Regions from separate parts of the Homo sapiens genome. Here region 2 is linked to region 1. A link is an interaction called in ENCODE POLR2A ChIA-PET data of the cell type or tissue named here. Cell type or tissue: A673. All regions are shown on one strand.

Region 1 (8,000 bases):
AAAATCATGTAATTTTACAGAGAAAAATTTGCAAAATTCTATAAGATCTTTGGGCTTCTTTTTTCTTTTCTTTTTTTTTTTTTTTCCGAGATGGAGTCTCGCTCTGTTGCCCAGGCTGGAGTGCAGTGGCGTGATCTCAGCTCACTGCAACCTCCGCCTCCTGGGTTCCAGCAGTTCCCCTGCCTCAGCCTCCTTAGTACTCGGGACTACAGGCGCGCGCCACCACACCCTGCTAATTTTTTATTTTTACTGCAGACGGGGTTTCAGCATGTTGGCCAGGATGCTCTCGATCTCCTGACCTTGTGATCCACCCACCTTGGCCTCCCCAAGTGCTGGGATTGCAGGCGTGAGTCACCGCGCCCCGTCAGCCTTTGGGCTTCTTATATACAGTGCATATAGGTAAGAAACTGACATTTGGATTTGTTTCATTGCATCCCATTCAGGCTGAACTCTGCCTTATACACAGCAAATTTGGTATTTTTATTTTTTTTGAGACAGGGTCTCATTCTGTCACCCAGGCTGCCGTGTAGTGGTGCGATCGTGGCTCACTGCAGCCTCAACTTCCTGGGCTCAGGTGATCCTCCTACCTCAGTGCTGCAAGGAACTAAGACTACAGTTGTACAGCACCATGCCTGGCTGACTGTTAATAGTTTTTGTAGTAGAGATGGGTTTCGCCATGTTGCTTAGGCTAGTCTCAAACTCCTGGGATCAAGTGATCTACCCGCGTCAGCCTTATGAAGTGCTGGGATTACAGGTGTGAGCCACTGCACTGGCCAAATTTGGCACTTCTATAAAGCAGCTAAGCAAACAACTTTAAATGAAGTGACTGGTCTTTTTTTTTTTTTTTTTTTTTGGAGGAGGAGTCTTGCTTTTGTCGCCTAGGCTGGAGTGCAATGGCGCAATCTTAGCTCACTGCAACCATCGCCTCCCAGGTTCAAGCAATTCTCCTGCCTCAGCCTCCCGAGTAGCTGGGATTACAGGTGCCCACCACCACACCCGGCTAATTTTTTTGTATTTTTAGTAGAGATGGGGTTTTGCCATGTTGGTCAGGCTGGTCTTGAACTCCTAACCTCAGATGATCTGCCCGCCTCGGCCTCCCAAAGTGCTGAGATTATAGGCGTGAGCCATCGTGCCGGCTGTGACGGGTCATTTTAAACAACATTCTGGATTCTTGAAAAGAATGCCACCGATTAATAATTTGTAACTTCTCTTATGCTTTTGACAGTCTGATGAAAGCTATGGGCTTTCTCCAGGTAAAAGTGTGCATAGTTCATTTGTGTGAACTGAGATATAATATACACCTTAAAGTTTATCCATGAACTTCTGATTAAAAACACCCACCTTTCACCATGACATGGTGAAGAAAAAAATAATCAGAAACACTCACCATCTATGGAACAACCAAGTTGGTGATATACACTGGTTTCTAGGTTTTACAAAATCATAAAATATGTGTATGGTTCAAATACAACAGAAATTCATGGCAACTACAATTTCATGTTAATTATAATTTAACTAGAAAGAGTGTAGCTGTTGGGTATGGTGGATGCTGCGATGATCGATGCAACCTAGGTCTCTCCTGATTGTTGAAGGACTTATTTCCCCAGATCGCTGGAAGTGTTATCAACAGAAAGCCCTCCACTTTCCCTAGAGATTGTCTTAGCTAAAGACACCACCTTGCCCGAGGGCAAGCCCCCTCCCATGGACATCCAGTGATTGATCCTTATGAGGTGCCATGGTTTGAATTCCTTCCCCCTACTTGGGACAACAGCTTCAGAGCTCCTCGTGGGGTTGTCAGAATCCTTTGGGACTTCGTGGCAGCTGAATCGCTCCCTCTGTACAATCCTCATTTTTCTCCTCCTATCTACTGACTCCGATCCCAAAGAGCACCGTCTAATAAACTTCTTGCATAATAATGTCTGTCTCAGGGTCTGCTTTCCGGGAAACCCAGTCTTGGGTAGAATACAGGGTAGGATATGAGTGCAAGTCAGCATCTTTCAACCCATAAAAGTAGACCTGGCGAAAATAAAAATTCAATGAGATGAACTTGAATTTAAATTAAAAATAAGTGAAACATCTCATCATATTTCCTTCACACCTTATATTCAAGTAGTTTTTCAGAGTCTTGGTTTCTTTGAATTTATTTGTGTCTCTCAGTCTTTCTTTGAAGAAAGACTCCCCAAATCTCTGAAAGCTTGGTTTGTTTGGTTACACATTATGAACTTGTGAAAGGTGTGGGTTAAATAATACAGTTGCTTACATGCCCCAAAGAAACCCCTAGAGGTTTTCTATGTTGGCAGGTGAATATGATAAGAGAATCTCCTTTTGCTAAGATTTCTTGGACTGTATTTAGAAAATATTTGGTTTTGGCATTATCATTAAAATTGTAGATGTCCATTCTAAATATATGAAAAGTATGGAAAAGCTATAAAAAGAAAAAAATCTGTGTAAAAATAAACTTCTCCTCACTTGAAATTGGTATAATATTACACTTACTTTTTGGTGACCTGTCTTATTCATGTAATAGTGTATAATAAACAAGTTTTTGTATCCTTAATTCTCAAGAATATGAATTGTAATGGTATAATATTCTTTCCATCCAGTGGATAGACCATATTTAATTTGGCTAGCCTTTTATTGTTAAGTGTTTAATTATTCCCAATTTTTAAATTATTACAATACAATGGATTTTTTTAAAAAATTAAGCCTCTTGTGCCTGCTTTAGTTTTTAAAAAAATATTGGATCTCTCATCACTAAAATGTAGTGAACTGAGACTAGGCTACCTAGACAGCCACTGTAACTGAACAACTTCAAGGGAAGCCATTCACATCGATGATGTGAATTGAGGGCCTCAGTGAAATCTCATCATTGCTACTGCCACAGAAGGATTGCCGTTGTGGATTTATGTGCCCTCTTTGTCTTTTGAGCAATTTTAGCACAGGGAGGTCTGTCAATTTTTTATATATGCTGACTAGATAGAAAAAGAAGGGTTTGAGCTATTTTCCATAATTATCTACCAGGCAGATCTTGACTGGCAGTGACCTTTGGTCTTACCAGCTTTTGTGTCATTGTATCCAGTTGTTCTAATGCGAGAGGCCCCTAGTTCCATGATCTGTACCATGAGCAAATCTGTCAAGGAACTTTCTTTCCTACCAGCAATTAATAAAATCTACCTGGAGCAGTGGACTCTGAAAATATATTTTCTTAAGGGCTATACCATTCCTGTATAATTAAATTTGAACAGTTTTAAAGATAAAATATAGTAGTATTCTGGTGAAGTTTATTACTTTTTAAATGTTCTCATCTTCCTTAGAAGAATATTGTTATATTTTATAATTGAAAGAGATGTTACTAGTCTTTTGTTTTACAGTTAAAGTGATGAGAAAGATTAAGCAATTTGCTCAATGCCACGTAACTAGTCATTCATTGCAATAATTCACTCCATGATCTGTACTATGAGAGAACAACACAACTGACAGGGAAACCCAACCAAGGAAGTGTTACTTGCTACCCGACATCTTTGCTGGGCTTATTGAGGACCATAAGCAGTAATTGAGAATACTGATATGAAAACTTTTAAAAACCCAAATTGAATTTAAAACATTGCTTAGAGTTTCTTATGGTTTTGTCAGTCTTGCAGCTTCTCATCGCTGGAAACAAGTGGAGAAGCAAAATTTAGATGTCAGCAATAGTCTGGGCAAAACATTCTTTTTTTTTTTTTTTTTTTTTTTGGTAAATTATAGTTTTGCCTTGTTTGTACATTTTGTCCGAGTGTCTGATGGTGGACAAACTGTTGACCAGAAATCAGGGGACTTAGAACCTGAAAAGGAAAAATTCACTATTAATTACTATAGATCCCTCTTTGCCAACTGATTATGACCAGTTCATCCAGACTGTATTTCTGCCATCAATACTGAAAGGTATTATTAACCAAGAAAGTAAAGGTCAGAGCCTTTTTGAATAACTGATTTCATACAATAAATTTGATGCTGATGGCTATTTAAAAGAGCTGTGGAGGCACCCTCAAAAATGTTCCTTTCCCTTAAATGATATTTAAAGTGAGCCAGGGGACTGCAAGAAGTGTTTTGAGCTGTCTTGTCCTCAGAACTGTGTCCTAGAGGAAGTCTCTTCTGCGTTTGCCCAGTGATTTGGGCCTCAAAGGCAGAGTAATCAGTTCCACTTGACTGGAAATAAATCACCCAGACTGAAACATGATAGCTCCTGACAACTGGGCAGGGCTGATAAAAGCCAAAACAAAAGATGTCAATAAATCTGTGCCAATGTGGAATTAGTATGCAGATTTGATGAATTCACTCTGTAGCTTTGCAGTCAGCATTAGACTTCCTCTGATTTTATCAGTTTTTCTTTCTTGTTGAAATAAAAATTGTATGAGGACAAGAAAGCCTCTATATAAAATAACCATTTTATTTCTGTTTCTTTCCACCCTAGTAAACAGAACTGTACCATGATTACAGAGGTCATTTTAAGGAATAACGTCGTCTTTCTCCAAACAGTTAATTTAAAAATGTTTCTTCCTTGGGCTGGGTACAGTGACTCACATCTGTAATCCCAATGCTTTGAGAGGCCAAGGTGGGAGGATCACTTGAGGCCAGGAGTTTGAGACCAGCCTGGGCAATGTTGCAGTACTTCATCTCTACAAAAATTAAAAATCGGCTGGGTGTGGTGGCATGCATTTGTAGTCTCAGCTACTCCGGAGGCTGAGGCTGGAGGATTACTCGTGCTCAGGAGTTCAAGGATGCAGTGAGCAGTGATTACACTGTCACACTTCAGCCTTGGTGACAGAGCAAGACCCTGTCTCAAAAACAGAACAAACAAATATGTATTTCTTGAGTTTACTACTCAATAATGATAATTATATATGATAGTAAACTGTATATATAAACCTGTTGGGTATCACCCCCCTTCTATTATCATTGACGGCACAGATGTGTAGAATAAATGCCAGTTCCTTTGATCACTACAAAATTTTGCTTGTACAGAAATTGAATATATGCTAATAGGTAGTGATTTCTTTCTATGTCAGGGAGAGTTTATACAAAAAAAAAACCCATGGGATTATAAAATGTATCCTTTTCTGTAACAATTATTTTATTAATTTTCAATTTTAAAACTAATTTATGTAACAGAAGAAAAACCTTTTAAATGTTTTATTGTCAGGTCCTCCTTGGTCCGTCTGTCTGTAAATAAACTAGCTTCCTTTAACCTTGAAAGTTAGGCTAAACAGATTATTTGAATAACGTCGTGGTCCTGAAATCCTTAACGTCAAGCATCTTTGGCTCTGCCCAGCAGCTTTAGTGTATGGTGATTAGATGTATGTTTCATCCATGAAGGATGTACTTTTCCATTTGCAGTGGTTTGGTACCTCATTCTTTGGGGGTTCGTTTTATTCTTTGCTTCAGTAGGGGGTACATTTTAAGTACATGATCGTAGCAATGGTATACTATATTAATAAACACTATAATCATAAGAAATCATTTATGGAAAGATGCTTTATGTGATTACTTTTTCAGTTTTTCACCATAGAACATATTATTTATAGGGTGGTAATTAAGAGTAGATTCTGGAGCTACACTACCTAGTGATTTTCCCATAGGCCTGTAGTGATGCTTAAATCATTGTTCCATATAAAGTCCTTGCATCAGTACCTGGCATGTTTTTAAGTGTTGGCTGCTTCTGTAATCTACCTCCCCACCACCACTGTTAGAATCGTCGTTCTTGTTATTTTATTTTAGGGGTTCTGTGGTTTATAGTCCTAAACAATGGAGAGTTTTTAAAAACTGGATATTCCGAGCATATTTAAAAGGGTATTTTTCTGCTAAACGTGATTCTGAACAATCATTTTTATCTTTATGTTCTAGTATGTGCATAATGGATCCAGTTTTTCTCTTGGCTGTTCAAAGCTTCTTATAAATCTTATATTTCAGATCCTATGGGTACTTGAATTAGTATAGAATAGACTCTCTGCTGAATATTTTATAAAAATGGCATAATACATACTGAAATAATATGATATGGGACTATCAGAGTAAACAGCATTTATAACCTCAACATTAGCTTGGTGAAAAAGAAGAGAATAATGACAAGAATAATGTGGTAACATTCATTCTTCAGCTGGTCAGTGACACATATAAACTGAGGTCCTTGATCACAACGAAAGTGAGGATATGTCATGGGAGCCTTCAGTGGGGCTCAGCTGTTACCCATCATGATGCTGAATTCAGTGAGTGAGGGCTCAGCTGTTATCCATCGTGATGCTGCAGTCAGTGGGGCTCAGCTGTTACCCATCATGATGCTGGATTCAGTGGGACTCACCTGTTATCCATTGTGATGCTGCATTCAGTGGGGCTCAGCTGTTACCCATCATGATGCTGGATTCAGTGGGGGCTCAGCTGTTATCCATTGTGATGCTGCATTCAGTGGGGCTCAGCTGTTAGCCATCATGATGCTGGATAAACGGAAAGAGAAGTATTTTTATGGGCACACATTTCACCCGACACACCCACCTCCCACCCCCTGCGTGTTTCGGGTTTGTTCAGTGCTTACACAGCTGGTTTGCACCTATCTGTGTCTATTTCAGGTCTTCCTCACTGATGGCAGCTTGCCCAGAGGAGGTAATCTTAGTGTCCACTGTTCTTTTTTTATTTTGTGAGATCCTTTCACTATGAAATGTTTGTTTCTCCTCTTTTAGAAGTAAATAAGAGTCTGAGAATAGCCATCCCTTTTCACTCCGACTCAACAGTCAGTCTCTCTAGAGTGGGTAATTGAAAAAGAAAGTAACTTGCCAAGAACTTGCTGACGGCATTTTACCTGTTTCAGCAGCTTCTGCACCTGAGTATATCAGCAGAAGTGTTTACTAGCAAAGAATAATGGATTCCTTTAATAGTTTAACTACATATCAGGTATAAAAGTGAAATTGTTAACATTTTAATTCCTGAATTTCTCCCTAGATGCAGATGATGGAGTAGAAAGAAGGGTATTATCCTTATTATGCATGTAAGGGGTGTTTGTATATTAGGTAGGCTCATAAAACAAATCTGTCTTCTTGTATGTAAAACTTGGTTGGTTCTGTGAAATTTCATTTTAAATAATGTTTCTTGTATTGCCCTTTCTTGACAGGAAAGTCTAATCAACAGCATGACCATAGCTTTTCTTTGTATAAGACCTATATGTTAGCAACTGGAATGACCTGCACAGCTGGTTAAACATGTAAACACCAAGGCATTGTGTTCTGTATATACAGGTATACCTCGGAGATATTGCAGATTCAGTTCCAGACCACCACAGTAAAACGAGTCACACAAATTTTTTGGCTTCCCAGAGCATATAAAAAGTTATGTTTATACTATATTGTAGTTTATTAAGTATGCAATAGCATTATATCTAAAAATGTACATAATTTAATTTAAAAATACTTTATTGCAAAATATGCTAATGATTTTCTGAGCCTTCAGCAACTCGTAATATTCTTGCTAGTGGAGTGTCTTGCCTCTGTGTTGGTGGCTGCTGACTGATCAGGGTGGTAGTTGCTGAAGGTTGGGGTGGCTGTGGCAGTTTCTTAAAGTAAGACATCAGTGAAGTTTGCTGCATCAATTGACTCGTCGTTTCAAAAAAGATTTCTCTGAATCCTGCAGTGCTATTTGATAGCATTTTACCCACAGTAGAATTTCTTTCAAAATTAGAGTCAATCCTCTCAACCCGTGGCACTGCTTCATCAACTAAGTTTATTAATATTCTACATATTTTGTTGTCATTTCAGCAATGTTCACATCATCTTCACCAAGAGTAGATTCTGTCTCAAAAAAAAAAAGCAACAACAAAAAACACTCTTATTACTCATTCAGAAGAAGCAGCTCCACATCTGTTCAATTTTTTTTTTTTTTTGAGACGGAGTTTTGCTATTGTTGCCCGGGCTGGAGTGCAATGGCGTGATCTTGGTTCACTGCAACCTCTGCCTCCTGGGTTCAAGTGATTCTTCTGC
Region 2 (8,000 bases), 410 kb after region 1:
GGAGAATCGCTTGAGGGGAGTGGGAGGTTGCAGTGAGCCGAGATCGCACCATTGCACTCCAGTCTCGGTGATAGGGTGAGACTCCATTTAAAAAAAAAAAAAAATGTAGTTATCAATTTTTTGTTTTTGACCAAAAGTATTTCAGGAACTTTGAAGAAAGGACCTGAAAATTATTACTCAGGCTGGTATTTAGTTTGCTGACTTTTAACTCTCAGAGCTGAACAGTCTAATCCTTGATCATTCCAGAGTGAGTTTAGGAATTTGTAGTCATTTCCTTTTTACTGGGTATTTGCATACATCACTAACCAGCTGGGATTAGAATGAGCAGTCTCTCGATGCTGAAATGGAATGATGAGAACTCAGGGCCAGCCTGAAATGTTCATCCTCATCGATTAATCCTTAATGAACACTCATGCATAGATGACATCAAAGAAGGTCCTTTGCAATGTACAGGGAAGACAAACCAGCTTCCATAGTGTACATTCTTAAAGGAAGGTTCCAATAGACCGATACACATAGTTAACATTTTGTATTTTTATCCATGTTTTGCCCCAAGATTAAACATTAGGAGTAACGTGGACATTTGCTCAGTGTCGAGGGAAGGGTCAGTGCATATAACTAGGAAGAAGGCTATCTGGCAGGGTTGGGAACGTGACCTCTTGCCCTCCAAAGCCTGGGATGCTGAAGTGAATGCCTCCAATCTTGCGGTGTATGGACACAGAGCGAACGCTGCCCTCTGAATACAGACCAGAGGTTAGAGGTTAATGAATGGGTGCTCTCTCCACACTCAGGATCCCGTTCAATAGCGGTTTTATAAATAAGGGCTTAAATGGGGTCAGAAAAGGACCTGCATATTGCTTCCAAACTCTCTACATCTTTTTGAAGCAATAGTGTTCACAGATGACATCCTTCCACCTGGGAAGACAGAGATGAAGCTCTTGTGCTTGGAGAACTGGACGGCTACTCCTGGCTCAGTGTGTCTAAAAACAGGACCAAATGGAAAACATAGTGGGGGGGGAGGTCCTTGCTGCCCCCTATTCTTCTCTAGTAATCCCTTAAAAAATAATTGCGGACCCAAACCTCTGGCCTCCAGCACATTTTCCACTTGATTAGAGGCCTTTGTGAGGTGGGGAAAGGGACCTGCAGACTTGTGTATTGTGCTGGGGCCTGAAATGTCCAGCTGGGATTTTTTCCCATCAAAAGGGGATTTTAGTAAAACCATTATCAGGGGCTTAGAGGAGAAAAGCTGTTGAGCTGCAAGTGAGGGGGCAGATTAGCATTAGCGGGCTTGCTTCTGGCCCCAGTGGAGGAGCGGGAAGGTGTTTGCAGCCACTTGCACACAAGTTCCTTAGTTTCTCTGCAAGTTCCTGGCAGGTGCAGAGGTAGGAATGAATACAGGAGTGGGAACTAACAGGCTTGAACAATGGCACAGGGAGGCTTTATCTCTGAAGTATCAAGCGGAAGGCAGCCCAAATCAGGAAGGACTGCAAGGTGTTGTTGATACCTGCTTCAGTGTGTAGACGGCCGTGGGACTGGCCTCATTGCTGTTATGTGTGGCCACGTCGCCTGGAATCCCCCACCCACAACACTCGACCCCTCTCGACAGTCTTCATAGACGGCGACAGGAAATTCAGAAACTGGGAAATGGCCATGCTGGAGTCCTTTAATGGGCGAATGGACACCTTTAGGGTGGGGGGTGGGTGTGCTGGTAGCAGCTAAAAGAGTACAGAGGAAGGTTAGGAAAGCAGCAGCAGTGGCTGTCAGCCTGCAAATCAGTGTCCGGGCTGTGTGGATTTGCAGACTGAGCCACGGGAACCTCCTGGGGAGAGGGTTTGGGGAAGGTCCCCTACAAGAGAAACGTGCATCATCTTGGGATTACTGGAGCCCTCAGCTATACCTTCCTCTGCAAAACGGAGCACAGAAACTGGAGTCACGTGGTTTGGATGGAGAATGTTGAAGCCAATAGAGTAATTGCTGCCTGAAGGGCCCATGTGAGGAATGTCGGAGCCGGCCTGTCCCGGAAATGCTTTTTCCTATGTGTCCTCTGTACACTGTTGCTCTAGCTTCCCGGCAGAAATGGGGTGTGGATGAAAACAACGTTGGTCCTGACGGCTGTGAGCACAGAACTAGAGTGACAGCCACATGCCTCCCGTAGGACATTTTCAGGCTTGCAGTGCTGCCACCTCAGAGGTCTCAGTCACACCAACATCCTCACGCCAGCCCAGTGGCCACATTCGCAAGAGATTTGTCTAGAGTCAAATTCAAAGGTTGTTTCTGTGGTTACAGAAAGAGGGCCTACCTTCTTGAAAATGAAGCCCAGGGCCGGGCCTGGTGACTCACGTGTGTAATCCCAGCACTTTGGGAGGCTGAGGCGGGTAGATCACCTGAGGTCAGGAGTTCAAGACCTGCCTGGCCAACATGGCAAAACCCTGTCTCTACTAAAAAATACAAAAATTAGCCAGGCATGGTGGCACGTGCCTGTAGTCCCAACTACTCAGGAGGCTGAGGCAGGAGCATTGCTTGAACCCGGGGAGCAGAAGTTGCAGTGAGCTGAGATTGCACCACTGCATTCCAGCCTGAGCAACAGAGTGACTCTGTCGAAAGAAAAGGAAGGAAGGAAGGAAGGAAGGAAGGAAAGGAAAGAAGGAAAAGAAAGAAAAGAAAGGAAGAAAAGGAAGAAAGAAAGAGAAAGAAGAAAGAAAAAGAGAAAGAAAGAAAGAAAAAGAAAAGAAAAGAAAGAGAAAGAAAACGGAGTCCAGGAAAGCTGTTCTTGGAGGCTATGAATCAAGGAGCAGCCCTCCCAGTTCTTCCGAGGAGCAGCTTTAGGAACTGCTGGTCCTCAGCGTTCACACATTCCCCTCACTCAGTTCTCATTCTGGCTCCTCAGCCAGCCCCGTTTTCTTCTTCTTGGCTTTGTGCAGGGTGATACGTGTTTGCTTTTCTTTCCTTTACAACCTGTATTCTCTGTTTGGGGTGCCTTCCCTGAATCTGTATTCTTTCAGTGTAGTCACTAAGAATGGCATATTTCAGCTATTACTTTCCAAAAGTTGCGCAGGGAGATGTTCTGCTTTCATAAGACCTTCACGGATGGTGCCAGGAATGAATGTAATTTGCCTTATGCACAGGCCCCAAGTCCCTGAAACTTTTCCTTTTTTATTTATTCTCTAACCAAAAATGACGTCTATATTACAGAGCTTATAAGCTGTGGCTCCTCTAGCCAATACAGCTTGGTAGAAGCATCTGCAGGGGATAACTGCCTCCACCTTTTTTCCCACTTCTACACCTGCCCTTCCCACTCACAGTTTGATTCCCCGAGGCCAGGCTGTTGAGTACCAGGAGGGCAAGACCCGAAGGCCTCTCCTGCCCTCAGCCTGTCTCTTCTTGTGCCATTCTACGGAATCTGGCTACATTGGCTCAGAAGTTATTTTTGTAAGTTCTGCTACCTTGTCCTAATGTCAGTTTTCTGTAGGAGGAATTTAGGTCACACAAGCAACTTTACTTCTTCGTCAGGGCTGTTATTATTTTCATCTTCATAGACTCTCTTATATTTTATGAAGATGTCTTCATCTGGGCAATAAAGATACTCCTTTTAATAAAAATTAAAAAAAATTAAAAAAAAGATACTCCTAAAATTTTAAAATGTTTTTTCCTGAAAGGCTCTCTAGAATTTGTCCTCACAGATACACTTCTGATTTTTCTTTTGTAATAAAAAAAACTAGCTCTTTTTCTTGCTGTTTAAATTGATACCTCCATGTATGACTAAAATTTTTCCCATTTTCTTCCTCCCAAACTCCCCAGATATGGCAATCTAAGAAGGATTTGTATGAAGTGCCCTTTAAGAAGAATTAGAAGTTTAAAGAGAAAAAAAAAAAAGCATTAGAAGTTAATGTTTGATTCTCTTAGCTCCAAAAGCAGAGAGCTGCAAAATAACACCTGGCTCTGGGGAGTAACCTCACTGATATTTTAAAATTCAATTTCATCTTTTCCAGGAAGTGAAATTCCTCATTTGTCAACTCTTACGCCTGGAGGAAATACTTTGCGGGTGCGGGTGAAAGAGAAAGGACCAGAGGGGATTTGTTAGATGGGAGGAGGTTGTGGTTCCCCTTGGGAAATAGCTTCCAACTCACAGACAATGCTGCCACCTACTGACAAGACCAAGACATGGGACGTGCAGACTTCGTGGATTTCTCCACTTTCTGTCTTCCACAGTGGAGGACATTTAGTTTTGCATTAACCATACTTTATTGTACTACCTTATATTGGACCCTAAAATCATGTTCATAAACTTGGGGTAAAGAAAAACACAAGGTCGGACTCCTAGTTTTAATAACTCCAGGACAGGTGTGGATATGATTCACAGCTGCTTCACAATGGGGAAGGTAAATTGTGTGTAAGAGGGTTTTTTGTTGTTTTTTTAAAGGGCTGGGGAGGCTGAAGCAACAGTCCAGAAGGAGACAATAACAGTTTTCCAGCCCTACCTTTCAATAATGTGTAGTGCTTGACTTTTACCTCTTAACCCACATATGCACATTTTTATTTCTAAAGAAAGCAGTTGTAGGCTCCTGCAATCTCAGCACTTTGGGAGGCCGAGATGGGAGGATCACTTGAGCCCAGGAGTTGGAGACCAGCCTAGGCAGCATAGCGAGACCCTGTCTCTACAAAAAAAAAATAATAATAGTAATAATGGGCATGGTGGCACATGCCTGTGGTCCCAGCTACTCGGGAGGCTGAGGTGGGAGGATTGCTTGAGCTCAGGAAGTCGAGGCTGCAGTGAGATATGATCACACCGCTGCACTTCAGCCTGGGTGACAGAGCGAGACCCCAACTCTAAAAATCAATAAAGCAGGGATGAAGCTGTTTGCTGCTAAATCCTGTGTCCTACGTTAATGAGTTTCTGCAGTTCCCCTTGTGATTCCATTGAAAATTAGACCCTTCTGTGTAGGGAAGAGAGAGGCCAGCTGCCTTCCTGGGGGTCATGCTGTTCTGATTGTTGACATCTGACCCTGAGCACAATGGCAGGGCATCTGTCTCAAGTGCACAGACATCAGCTAGGGCTGGAAGAGCCAATCCTCCATCTACTCCAGGCTCTGGAAACTTGAAGACCTTTTCTGCTTCGTACAACCGTCAGCTGTCAGCTGGATGAAGTTCAGGGGGCCACAGAACTTAACCATCCTGCTTTTACAGATTCCTGAAAACTGGCTAAATTCTGTGCATCTGAAGTAAATTAGGAAAGGTAGAAATTGTCACTTTCATCTTGTCATTTTCGTGTTGTTTGCTTAAGACACACGTACTGGCCATCTTGTCGTTGTTGTTGTTCACAGCAGTGGAGTTTTGGGCAATGAAGTTAAGGTTTAAATTACTGAAAGCAGAAATGCTTGTCTTCCATCTGAGAACATGAAGCATTTATTTGAGGGGCGTTTGCGGGCTTAACTGTTACAATTTCTCCCTTACTTTACTCATGTGTCCAATTTTAGCCTCAGTGATTGTTCTAGAGATTCTCAGAAATAGCAGGACTAATTTTTTTGGCTCCTCCCTGTTTAGTGACTACGTCTCAGAAAGCCTTGCCTTGGGCTAGAAAAAGGTAGCAGATGTGTGGCCGGGCGCGGTGGCTCACGCCTGTCATCCCAGCACTTTGGGAGGCCGAGGCAGGCGGATCACAAGGTCAGGAGATCGAGACCATCCTGACTAACATGGTGAAACCCCGTCTCTACTAAAAATACAAAAAATTAGCCGGGCGTGGTGGCAGGTGCCTGTGGTCCCCGCTACTCGGGAGGCTGAGCCAGGAGAATGGCGTGAACCCGGGAGGCAGAGCTTGCAGTGAGCCAAGATTGTGCCACTGTACTCCAGCCTGGGCGACAGAGCGAGACTCCGTCTCAAAAAAAAAAAAAAAATGTAGCAGACGTGTATGTAAATAATGCTAGTTTGAGGCCAAGATTTCCTAAGGAGAAATATTATGAACCTTGGTAGGAAATATTTCCTCATATCCTTTTTAGATGAGAAAAACAATGTTTTCCAAGCCATAGTAATTCCACATTAATATTTATGAAAAATTAATGTGGTCTCAACTGTTTTCCCACAGTCCAGTTCCAGTGTCTCAGATCCATGATGTAAGGAGTAATTGTTGACACCCCACTGTGTGGTAGGTCTGATCCTTCTGGAGTGTGGATTACGTAAATGGGGGAGTAATAAATATAAGAAGGTGCCTAGTATTAACAAATTAGACCCTTTTACTCTTTCTGGACAAGTGGGATTTGTAACTAAAACATCTGTGAAGTCAAGCCTTTTTGCCCTTGAATGAAGAGAAAATAGCTAGAGTTTTTGCAACTTGATTCTACTTTATAAAAGGATTGTGTGGCAGGTATTTATAGCATGTGAAATATGTGTGAGTTCCTAGCTTTGAAGCTCTCATGAGCATGTACTTCCAGCATTAGTATTCTGCATTACTATGTGCAACAAAGCAGTGTTTTGGAAACTGGCTCAAATCCTCTGAGAGCAACAGGCAACAGATTTGACAGTTAGCTACTTCAGTACCTTATAGACCATTTAACAACATGTACTAGTTTTTTGGTTTCCTGAATAACCCTATATAATGCTTGCAAACATGTCTAAGTTTGCATAAGGTAGTGCATATTAAATAGTAATAACTTTTAGCATTTGGGGTTTTTTTTTTTTTTTTACTCCTAATGAAAATAATATGCTTTGGTGTGGCACCTTTTAAGAAACTTTTTTTTAAGGCTGAGGTAGAAAGATCCCTTGAGCCCAGAAGTCCGAGATTGTAGTGAGCTCTGATCATGCCACTGCACTCCAGCCTGGGCAACAGAGCGAGACTCTGTCTCAAAAAAAAGACAAAAAATAATAATTTTTTTAAGAGATGGGGTTTTGCTGTGTCGCCCAGGCTGGTCTTGAACTCGTGTGTTCAAGTGATCCTCCCACCTCAGCCGAGTGAGTAGCTGGGACTACAGATGTGTGCCGTGCCTGGCTTGGTGCCACACATCTCTGAAGAGAGACAGGGTGGTGCTTTGCAGTGCCCCTGTGAGCCGCCTCCATGCTGGTCACCTTCTGCATTGGTCATTAAGTCTAGAGCAGCCCAGGTTCTGACACTAGGTTCTCCTCTAATTACCTAGGCAAAATCTTTTCCACTTTGTTAAGCATCTTTTCCCATTTATAAAATTAAATGTACCACATCTGCCAGATTTGGGAAAACAAAAATGTTGAGACAGAGAAACCGAACATTGTGTTATGACTGAGTTCTTCCACAGATCACACTCACATTCCTGACCTGGTCTCACTTGGGTTTCTCTGCTGCGCCACGGCTGCAGACCCAGTTCTCTTCTTTGTAATTGAGACTCATTTGTTTCCACTATCACAAATGCAAGTATCCTTGTAAGTTTTTTATAAGGATATAAAGCATTTGTTCCTTAAACAACTAAAGTGGCCGGGCGCGGTGGCTCATGCCTGTAATCCCAGCACTTTGGGAGGCCGAGGCGGGCGGATCACTTGAGGTCGGGAGTTTGAGACCAGCCTGACCAACATGGAGAAACCCCGTCTCTACCAAAGATACAAAATTAGCCGGGCGTGGTGGCACACGCCTGTAATCCCAGCTACTCAGGAGACTGGGGCAGGAGAATCACTTGAACCTGGGAGGCGGAGGTTGCAGGGAGCCAAGATCGTGCCATTGCACTGCAGCCTGGACAACAAGAGTGAAACTCCGTCTCCGTCTCAAAAAAAAAAAAAAAAAAAAATTGAAGTAGAAGAGTAATGAAATAATAGAAACTTAAGTCTTCTTTTTAAAGAAAATATGTGCACTTTTCTGGGTTAATAAATAGCAGGCAGAGGAATTCCACTTCGATTGTTTTATTGGGAGTGGGGGTTTAACATACCCCACTCTGGTGCTGCTCAGTTAAGATCTCAAGCTTACTTTCTTTTGCACCTCAACTGGAGGGCTTGGCTTTACATACGACCAAATATTCTGGGTTGGTAAAGGCAACTCCAGCAGGCAA

Evidence for each region. Peaks named below come from ENCODE experiments on the same cell type or tissue, not always from the same donor. Only the 100,000 strongest peaks of a DNase experiment are listed, where the experiment ranks them.
Region 2: POLR2A ChIA-PET joins it to region 1 with 11 read pairs; 6 of 35 experiments call an interaction of 5 or more read pairs at or near these places.

Annotation. Positions count from the first base shown.
Region 1 is chr12:1,167,648-1,175,647 of GRCh38, forward strand. The region is part of intron 8 of ERC1 (ELKS/RAB6-interacting/CAST family member 1); the gene reads left to right. Among named protein-coding and RNA genes, the nearest start is that of ERC1, 180 kb to the left of the region's middle. In A673, no CTCF peak of the experiment used is centred here; a DNase peak (open chromatin) is centred at 4,214; H3K27ac peaks cover 489 bases.
Region 2 is chr12:1,579,523-1,587,522 of GRCh38, forward strand. All of the region lies in intron 1 of FBXL14 (F-box and leucine rich repeat protein 14), which reads right to left. Among named protein-coding and RNA genes, the nearest start is that of FBXL14, 11 kb to the right of the region's middle. RefSeq lists an enhancer at 2,147-2,196. In A673, a CTCF peak has its summit at 4,163 (motif pointing left); a DNase peak (open chromatin) is centred at 4,109; H3K4me3 peaks cover 306 bases.